4 separate regions of the Homo sapiens genome follow, and regions 1, 2 and 4 are each linked to region 3. The links are chromatin loops, found by intact Hi-C in ENCODE. Cell type or tissue: chondrocyte. All regions are shown on one strand.

Region 1 (2,500 bases), 590 kb after region 3:
ACAGAAGTAATCGTTATGTGTCCCCTATGCCCAACTGTCTTGAACTATTGAAAATATCGAGTTAAAGCAGTCCAAGCGAAGCATAAAGGATGTAGCTTCCAATCAGTAGTATTTGAGTGCCTACTATGTATATCCAATTAGAAACTTGTGTGACTTCAGAAGATCTTTTTTTATAGAATAAGGAGACTTAAATTATTAAGATGAGACTAGCACATAGCAGGTACTCAAATCTTGAGTAAATTGAATGAGCAAGCTTGTTCTACACTCGTTTGAAAATGGGAACCTGTCATCCCTTGGAGCCTGCTCCTGGCCTGCTAATATCATTTGCCAGCACTGTCTTAATCTATGCCTACCTGTTAAGAAAGATGAAGCTAATTTTGCATAAATGTATCCATCTGTCTAGGAGTTTTTCCACAACCACAACAGATGAATTTATGGGTTTTAGCTACCTAGCTCACTTTCCCTTGGCTTTTCTCATGAATAAGGTTGGTTAATAGGCATGATTCACATTTGTCTTTTAGCTGTCTGTGTTCCATGGGACTGCGTGGTGCCAGCAGGTCTAGAACTTCCCAGTTAAAGTCTAATGCATCTTGTGTTGAGAAATCTCACACCAACACCTCCGGTTACTTCGAGTTTGGCAATGGTCATGTAGATTTCAAAAACAAGCAATGAAAATGATTTTATCATGTGCTGTGGTGCCATAGCGTAATTTGTAATATGTATCATTTTTGGTGTTAAGAGCCATGCATCTTTATTCAGAGAAATAACAAAGCATTTTCTTCTTGCCAGCTTGCAAAAGACAAAGAACGCCTGCAAGCCATGATGACCCACCTGCATGTGAAGTCTACAGAACCCAAAGCCGCCCCTCAGCCCGTAAGTATTGATCCCCACCAAGGGGAAAAAAACAAAACTCACAGTATTCCTTTTCTACTTCCCCACCCCAAATGGAGGAAGGAGGACCAGCCTACTTTGGTGGAGCTTTGAGTTTTGAGGGCCTTAGATTCATGCGACTGTTTCTGGTTATCCTTTATGATGAAGGTCATATGCTAGGCATTTGGGGAGATACAGGATGATTCAGATATGGTCCTTGCCCATAAGACTCAAGCACCCAGCTCTTCTTTAAAGGCAGAATGATTGGTGCCCAAGCAAGGTACTGAAATACATTATGAGAGCTCCCTGGAAAAAGAAAATCTTTCTGAATGGTAGGAACGCAGAGAAGACAGCTAAACCATGACAGCAAAGCAAAGAGGCATTTCAGCTCGGGTAAGCTGAGAGACAGTGGTGTGTAGGAAAAAGAGCAGGGAGTAGTAGTCCAGTCTAACTCTTAACAGAGGAAAGACATAGGAAACCTAGTGTTGGAATAGTCAGAGGCTAAATTATGGAGAGGCTCTAATGGTTACTAAGGAGTTTGAAATGAAAATTATTCCTTCACAGTTAGGAGACCAAACACAGTATACTGAAATTACATTTAATTTGTAAGAATCTCCTCTTTCTTGCCTTATTCCCTTTTACTGGACCTTGAAGGGTGTCATCCCAGCACAGGCTGTTAATACCGAAGCAGAAGGATCGTGTCTGAACCTAAAAGTTTGTCTTGGACCTCCTTCCTTGTAATAAATCGATCTCTTTAACGGTCATATTCCTCTTACGTTTCTAAAATTCTCCTAGTAGCTTTAACTGATTATTCAAAATGGAGACAGTGCTTTGCTTCTTGATTTTAAGATTTGTAAAATTTAAAGGTACACTGCCTTTATTTGATTTTGCTTGGAGTCACTGTGTGAAAATTAATTGAGCGTTGACAATCTATAGTTAGTACCAGCGATTTTAATCAATATGCAATGATGCAGCGTAATGGCAAAGTATTGGTTTATCTGTTTTGACTGATTTTTTTCTATAAATAAAGCAAACATACACCCATATATGTATGATTTATGGTGATAGAAATAAAACGGAGTCAGACTATTAACCCAGCAAATATGGTAGCCTGCCAAGATGCAGTTGGCAGGCAAAATTAATGTCTGAAACAGAACACATTACTGAGATAAAGGACATAAAATTATTAAACACTTCGTGCATCCATTTTTACCAGGAAGGAGTCCTTAGTTTCCGTGTATTATTTTACAGTAAATGGCTATAGGACTAGATGTGTAGGCTACCAAAAAGAAAGGAAAAAAAAGAACCAGGTCATTCACTGTTGTGGCATCAGTAGTCAGCTGTGCTATTTCTAGCAACCCCTCCTTCTAGAACCCAGCTAAGCAAAATGGTGAGCCTCTGAGACAACTTGGCTGAAGTCATCTCGAAGAAGCATAGCCAATTGCACAGGGCATTCACTGCCTTGGAACTTTTTGAAAGTCTTCAGATGGCTTTAGTGAAATGGTTTTCCCAGATTGAAGGGTTCAAATCTTTGCACCTAGCAGCAAGCGAGAGAATGAGATTATCTCTGTCTTCCTCCACGGATTAAAAACAGTGATAGGATAATGGTTGGACCCAGCACTGTAGGCCT
Region 2 (2,500 bases), 860 kb after region 3:
TAAAGAAAACTGGTGGTAGGGGAAAGAGAACAACCAGCTTTATAAGACACAGCTGGTTACGTAGAGGGCCTTTTGTATGACTACAGCAACTGGCAGTTGGGTTTAAATAATATTTGAATGGCCAGTAATCTCCATTCTATCACAGTTGTGACAAAGTAGTAAAGCCAGAGTGTTAAACATTTGTGTGTGTGTGTGTGTGTGTGTGTGTGTGGTAGCAAAATTCTGGACTCCCCATAAACTATCAGAGACATGGAGAACTAACTATTCATATATAAGTATTTAATCAACAAATATCATTTCTAGTATTTGATCTTAAAAGTATTCTACCCTTAAGGCTTTCACCAAGCAAAATGAACACATGTCACTAGGGGAAAAGTCATTATTGATAGATAACTTTGTAGAATCACTGCAAGAAAGGCAGTGTGGAGAAAATTGTCCATATTTTGGATAACCATAAATCTAAAAATTGTTAATGTGTTGATAGTTGGTGTATAGACTTTTGTGTATGTTCCAAAATTAAAGTTTTCACTGAAAAATCAAAGAGGACTGGTAAACCCGCAGCGTTATGAAAACTCTGCTTTAAATACAAGAGTTAGGAATTTTCTCTTGAGAAGCCAAATAATATTGAAAGTCCATAGGCAAAAACATTGAGGGGGGCTCTGTATTTTTCATAGATCAGAAATCTGTATGTATGAGAAAAGTAAGATTCCTTTGATTGAGAAGGAGAAATTTCAGATTTAAGACCTAAACTTGTAAGGAATGAGCTTGTACAATTGCCCTCGCCAGCCCCTCCACATGTGGAATATGCTGCAGTTCATTACCGATAGAAAGGAGGGAATGATCATGAAAAGGCAACGGAACGAGTAAGAAGAATTTTAAGAGACTTTGCTAGAGCTTCATAAATATAAGGAGATAAGCCCAGAAAAGCCATCAGGCCAGCTCTCTTCTCCCATAATAAAAATGTTTCCTAAATCATTCCTCTGTTTCTGGCAGAATTTTAAATAAGAAAATATGACCCATTTTAGTAGTTATTACCTGATGAATGTCTTCAAAATCTAGATACATGAATATAATTTTGTAAAATCTTATGCTATGCCACCAGGAAAGTTTATTTTTAATAGCTGTGTATTTTTTTAACGTGTCACAAAAAACAATGGTTTGTGCTCCCTCTGTTGGCTTTTCAGCAGCAGTTAATTCATAAATTTTGTTCCTGGAGGTACTCTGCCATAGCTGTGTGCTTCCGCAGCTGCAGCGAGGGACAGGATGTTTCATTCATTGAACTTTATGTTCCTGTTAAACATGAAGTCATTCTAATTCCATTTCTTGCAAATAGCGCAAAAAGCAGAAGATATTTGGGAAAAGTGCAGAACCATTTCACAACTAAGATATAAATGCCCTTAAGATATCAGGTCAGATTTTAAAAAATATATGAAAAAGAATTTTCTAACCATTAGAGTCAGTGAGAAAACATATTAATAGAATAATGGATCTTCTGTTTAATCCCTTGATTGTTTTTGTCTCTGTAAAAGTCGCATACTTAACACAAAAGGGACAGATTACCAAAATGAGAAACAATTCTTTCTCACACACCTGTTGGGGTAAACTGAGGGTAAAAAAACCCTAGAACTTTACTTGGTTTAACTTATTTTCCTATTTAAACAAGGAAGTTTGAGACCAAAATTATTCTATGTTCTTGACTGCTCTTCACCTTCATTCAGCCTGGCAAGGCCTCCTAAGCCTCTTGATTTACTGAGAAAATTCTGTTCATAATGAGCTTGTCATTCTCCAAGACTTTTTTGGCAGTTATTATCTAATTATTGTGTGTTAGACCCTAAATGCTAAAATATTTATTCTGAGATTTTCAGAACTCAAGTTACTGTACAGCAATATTTCAGGCTCACTGATTTGATCTAATTTATACATCTTGATAATTTAACTGATCTTATTTATATATCTTAACAATCTTGTTTGCCCTTATTTGTAGATATCTTCTCAACGTTAGATAAGTGGGTTCTTTTAAAAAGATGATCAGAAATTAACTGTAGCCACTACTAATTGAGCATTTGCTATGTGCCAGGCATCACGCTAAGCACTGCAGATACCTTAACTCATTTCATCTTCAGAACAATCCTTTGAAGATTATCAGAGGTATTATTATCCTGCTCAGGTTGCAGGAGAGGTAACTGAGGATGAGAGAGATCAAATAACTTGCCTAAGTTCACAAGCCTGATGAGATGTGAAGTTGAGTTTCAAACCCAGGAAATGTGATGTCAAATCCTTGTTCATAGTACAATGGTTCTCAAACTTTAGTGATCAAACTAATCACCTGGGGACGTTAAAAATGCAGATTCTGATTCCATAGGGCTGGGACCTCAGATTTTGCATTTCTGTTGCCCTCCTGGCTGATACTGAGGCTGAGGATCCTCCCAGTATAGTTTGATTAACCAGGCTCTAGGCCAGTGGGTCTTGAAGTTTAGCAATCTTAGGATCACCTGGAGGC
Region 3 (2,500 bases):
CTCCGCTTTCCCGAGACGAGTCCGCAACAGCCGTGGCCAGATCCACGGGTGGGTGCGGGAGCCGGATGCGCTGCGAGGAGTCGCCGCGCCCGGATCTCTCTCCCACCATCACACACATTTTCTGATTTTACCCCCCTCTGAAGCTTGGGGGACGGGGAGATTTCCCAAGCTCCGATTTGTCCTGCGTCGCGCGCGTGTCGCCTCGTCCCTCCGGCCCTGTCCTGGCGGCCGATGGCTCTCCGTCCCTCGCTTGCGCGCAGCCTTCCTCCCGAGCTCCCTGCGCTCTATTCCTGTCCCGCCGAGACGACTCCCTGGAGCCAGCGAGCCGAGGCGGCGTGCGCTTCGAGTGGGGACCACGGCGGTGGCGGCGGCGCCGGGAGCCGAGGAGTTTGCCAGTTGCCGCGGGGTCGCGGTCATTTGCTGCCTCCGCCTTCCCTCGCCCCCGCCTCCCGCCTCCCTCCTTTTCAGACAACGTCGCGCTCGGAAACTTAGATTCCTTCTTCTTTTTGGCCCTCGACGAGCCCCCCTCCCCACCTGTTGTGAGCTCCGCCTTGGTCCCGGGAGACTGGCAGTGACACACACGGGCTCTGGGGAGCTCCGCTCCCGGAAACAAAGTCGCATGCCCCCCTCCCATGTGTTTGCTTCGAAATCGCTGCCTGCAGCCCCCCATTCCCGCGCAGCTCCCGCCCCCTGTGAGAATAAGGACTAAATAAACAGTTGTAACTCCAAACCTTGCGCCCGTGATCGTATCCCCATCCCACCCCCTTCTCCCTATTCCTCCCCCCTCCTTTTTGTTGTTGCAACTTTGTGAGATCCTGGGGAAGGTGCTGAGACTTTGGCTCGGGCCGATTTCCCGGTCTCTGGATCCTTGCAGGGATTCCCTGAGCCGCATCCTCTCTTCCCTCCACGCGCACTCGCGGGTCCTCGGAGCCCGCTGCCCTCTCTGTCCTGGCCCCTCGGCCTACTCACCCGTCCCGTCCCCTTCAGTTCCCCCCAGCCTGCACGGGGAAGACTTGCTGAGGGTCGCCCCGGTTTCTTGTCGACTGCAGAACCCGAAAGTTTGTAAGAGGAAGAGAGCGCGCGGCGAGCGAGCGAGCGGGCCGGGGGCAGCGGCAGCGGCGCCGGGGACCATGGTGCTGCCGGCGCCTCCTCCGCGGGCGTGAAGGCGGCGCTCCTACTCCCTCCCCGGACTCCGCGGGTAAGTCGAGGCGGCCGCGGGCGCGGGGTCCAGGGACACCGGAGAGCCCCAGGCGGCACTAGGGGTTCTCCGTCCCCAAAGAGCCAGCCGGGGTGGCGCGAGCCTAGCGATAAGGCACCGGGAGCGAGGAATGTGCCCATCCTCAGGCCGGTAGGTGCTTCGAAATACTGGACTTCCTCCCCTCCACCCTTTTCCCCTCTTTCTTTCCTAAATCTGAAAATCTGGAGATCAAAGTTTAGCGTGGAGTGTAAAGTGCTCCGATAAAATATGGTGACATCCTCGCCCCCCTTCTCACCCCACTCCCCTCTTATAACTATTAATTATTTCCAAGTCATTGTATCCAAATACCCTTGCTGGGCTGATTACAAAGTGTATTGATTTAGTCTGGGCTCATCCTATGCTTTCGTCTTAATTCATTTTCTTTTTGCTCTACCAGAAGACCCAAAATGAAACTTATTTCTTCCTCTTCCCTACCTCCCCACCCCACAAGCCCTCATCTGTGAGGCTTGGGCAGAATAATGAAATTAATATAAACATTTCATTTGGTTGCATTTGACCTTATGCAGTCCACTTCTGAGGGGCTGGAATTGCGCTCATGTCTGCTCACAGGTATTTTCCAAGTTAGCATTTTCTTTTTTGTCACTGCTCTTTAAACAGGAATGCCGGAGGAGCATTCTGGATTCCCTTTGAAAGGCATCTGTACATTCAAACCGTCTACACTTCACCATTGGTTGTACGTAGACTTAAGGGTTTAGGGCTTGGACAATAGCTGAGTTGAGAAGACCTCAAGGATATTTAAAGGAATTTTTCTGCTACTGAAAATATATTGAAGAATCGCTGCAAAATTTTTCCATTCCATCCCCTTTCCCCCACCCCCGTTTTCCACAGCAAGAATCAATTTGGAGGGAGATGTGTAAACTAGAATTTTTAAAGAAATAGTAAGACTTCAGGTGTTTTCTACCCAGGGATAGCCTACATAATTGAGAAAGAGGAGTTCCTGCTATTTTTCTGTTCCAGAGAGAAATGTATCAAATCTTTTTTAGAATTCCACTGGAGTTTTGATTCTCAAAGTGGAAATACCCATCCCTTTGGGTCCAGGAAAAGAAAACTCAGCTCACAGTTTCAGAAATTTGGACTGTTTTTTTCCCCCCTCTGTCTTTCTATTTGAAACGTCTCACAATTAAAGAGCAAGAAAAATATAAAAAAGGAACTCAACTAGTTACCATTCAAAAGGTGTCAGCTAAAATCTCACTGCAAAGGGAAAAAAAAAGGTTTAACATCTTGCCACTGGCTGCATCCCCC
Region 4 (2,500 bases), 480 kb after region 3:
ATTCTTTAAAATAAATTATATTGTTTCCATATGCAGAACAGAATTCAGAACTGCAAGCAATCAATTTTATTGACACCATCTGAAAAAATGTTGATGACAGTTAGAGGATGTGAAAGAATTGGATTTTTAAAGTCCCCAGGACTAAGTGTGGCAAAAGAAAAAAAACTGAAATGTAATCTCATTACTCAAAAGTTCTGTTAGACACTCCTAAGAAGTGATTCTTCTTAACGAAAAAAATAAAAGCAGCAGCAACAGCAGCAGAAGGGCGGCTTCTTCTTGGATAGGCTGTGATCCCACAATGAGGTCTTGCTATCAAGCCTATTGGTTGCCTTGAAGGGAGAAAAGAGCTTCTTGGTTTCCCATGGCAGTGAATCACCCAGCAAAGATGGCTCGAGTTTCCTTAAGTTGTTTAAAATTGGTTTTAGTGTTCTGTTAATGTAAGCAAATAATCATGATTTTAGTCTTGAGTGACTTTCAGGCCTGGGCGAGTCAGGCTTGCTCAGTATTCTCCAGTGCAATGGGAGTATAGACGATGATGCGCCCCGCCAATAGAGACCACTACATCATTATCCCCAAAGTGGTAAAATACTCTTCCTGGAATTTTGAGTCTTTTTCCTGTGTGAATCTTCTGAGCAAAATCTCAGAACCAAAATAGTGATCATCAAGTCTAATGTAGAAAATTAAAGCCTCTCTCTTTTTTTGGGGGGGGAACATCTTAAGTTGATTTAGAATTTTTGTACACAATATTCGTCTGTGGTTGAAAGGGGGCACGCTGAGGTCAAGTGATGTAGTGTTTTCCATTTTTCCATATGAGTCTCACAGTGTGCGATAAAAGCAAACTCCTTTATTTTGTAAGTCTGCAAGAATTTCTGCTGAAGTGCAGAGGTCACGTTCCCTGTCAATTTGAGTAGCCAGCATTTTTTAACTACTGTTTTTTCTTTTGGTGTGTCTTTTCTTCCCTCCCCCCACCTTGCTATAAACCGTGGCACTTTTCTGACACATGCACAGTGAGGTCCTCCAATCTGAAACTCATTAGCACACAGCATTGGACCCTGTCCAGTGGTTAGAAAATTTCCTGGAGCCTAGAATAACAGCATTTGGTGCAATACCATGGACCAGAAGTGACAATGGAGGTAGTCGCACTCCCCTGGCACCCTGCCCGGTCAGGAAAGCCAGCTGACCACACAACACGGTGAGACAGAGGTTGTGCATATAGGATGAGCTCGAAAAGTTTGGTGCTTAGAGAAATACACTTCTAAAATCACAAGGCAATATCTGTTTTCCCTACACTTATTATTTCTATTGGGTCAGAGATGTTTATCAACATTCATTGCAGGAACATGAAAATAAGCAATTAGAGAAAATAGGATGAAGCTCAAGTTCCACAATATAGTATTTTTCACTTCTGTAACTATGGGTTATTTTCAGGACCTATATTTTCATTCATTCATTCATACATGCATGCATTCATTCATTCAAACTTTACTCATTGAACTTCACTATCTTGAGATAATGTGACCAGGCTGCAACCCCCTACCCTGACATTAGAAAAATTAAACAGTTTACCCTAAGTCAGGTTAATTTAAGCCAGGTTTTCAAACAGGAAACTGAGTCCCAGAAAGATAATAGTTATCATATTAAATAGTAAATACTATATAGTACTTTCTAGGAGCCAACTACTGTACAACAACCATATGGGGTAAGTTCTATTATTATTCCCATTTTACAGGGGAGGAAAGTGGAGCATAGAGAAGTTAACTTGTCCAAGGCCATACAGCTGATAAGTGGCAGAGCTGGGATTCTAGCCCACACAATCTGGCTCAAGAGTCTATGCTTTCATCCATTACACTCTACTGCCTCTCCCTGAGCTACCACCTGGGCCCCGCAAACAGGGAAAGCAAAAGGAATGGAATCAGAGTTGCTGATGCTTAATGCTCCTCGCTAACCACCAGACCACACCGTCTCCTAATTTGGACATATGTTGATGGGCATATTTGAAAAATAGTGCTTATAATTGAAATATGCACTTTCTAAAGGGAAATGACGCTTGGGAAAGAGAAGAAAGACGGGTATTACTCAAAGCCTGCAGACAGCTCTGCAAGTAATTGTCTAAAGGCAGCCGTTGAAATTGAGAAGCAGTTTGGAAAATGTACAGTTTGGGAAATTTGTGTACCGATGTAATTACGGTAGTTGTGAGCTGATGTCATGCCTAGTAACTGTTTTTGTATTGCTTGGGCCTTTGTTACTGAGCTGTGATATCATGAGCAAACTATTATAAACATAGCATGGATATAGCATGCTTGTGTAACAAAAGATCGGGAACTTTTATTAAGTTTGTTTTCCTTGTCATATTGTAAAAATTTATTATGTGTACTGTGTATATTAGAAACAGATTTGGGTAATTCTGTCTAAATGAAGTCATCCCGGCTATTTCCAGACTGTCTGTTTTTGGTTGTGAATAATTTTCATACATCAGATGGTTGTCATATTTAGTCGCTCT

Evidence for each region. Hi-C counts contacts between places; a loop is a spot of excess contacts. Peaks named below come from ENCODE experiments on the same cell type or tissue, not always from the same donor. Only the 100,000 strongest peaks of a DNase experiment are listed, where the experiment ranks them.
Region 1: a loop joins it to region 3, with 3 times the contacts of the local background. A loop is called at or near these places in 9 of 110 quality-filtered maps.
Region 2: it touches region 3 in a loop (3.0-fold over the local background); 47 of 110 quality-filtered maps call a loop at or near these places.
Region 4: it touches region 3 in a loop (3-fold over the local background); 7 of 110 quality-filtered maps call a loop at or near these places.

The regions. Positions count from the first base shown.
Region 1 is chr3:70,986,367-70,988,866 of GRCh38, reverse strand. FOXP1 (forkhead box P1) reads left to right here. Exons shown (of 21, transcript NM_001349338.3): 14 at 790-873. Among named protein-coding and RNA genes, the nearest start is that of FOXP1-AS1, 300 kb to the left of the region's middle. In chondrocyte, no CTCF peak of the experiment used is centred here; no DNase peak of the experiment used is centred here.
Region 2 is chr3:70,715,756-70,718,255 of GRCh38, reverse strand. No RefSeq gene overlaps it. Among named protein-coding and RNA genes, the nearest start is that of MDFIC2, 400 kb to the right of the region's middle. In chondrocyte, CTCF peaks have their summits at 962 and 1,162 (motif pointing left); no DNase peak of the experiment used is centred here.
Region 3 is chr3:71,580,247-71,582,746 of GRCh38, reverse strand. FOXP1 (forkhead box P1) reads left to right here. Exons shown (of 21, transcript NM_001349338.3): 2 at 1,050-1,198. Among named protein-coding and RNA genes, the nearest start is that of FOXP1, 2.2 kb to the left of the region's middle. In chondrocyte, a CTCF peak has its summit at 1,237; DNase peaks (open chromatin) are centred at 176, 386, 966 and 1,096.
Region 4 is chr3:71,102,161-71,104,660 of GRCh38, reverse strand. The region is part of intron 7 of FOXP1 (forkhead box P1); the gene reads left to right. Among named protein-coding and RNA genes, the nearest start is that of FOXP1-AS1, 190 kb to the left of the region's middle. RefSeq lists an enhancer at 1-256. In chondrocyte, no CTCF peak of the experiment used is centred here; a DNase peak (open chromatin) is centred at 1,154.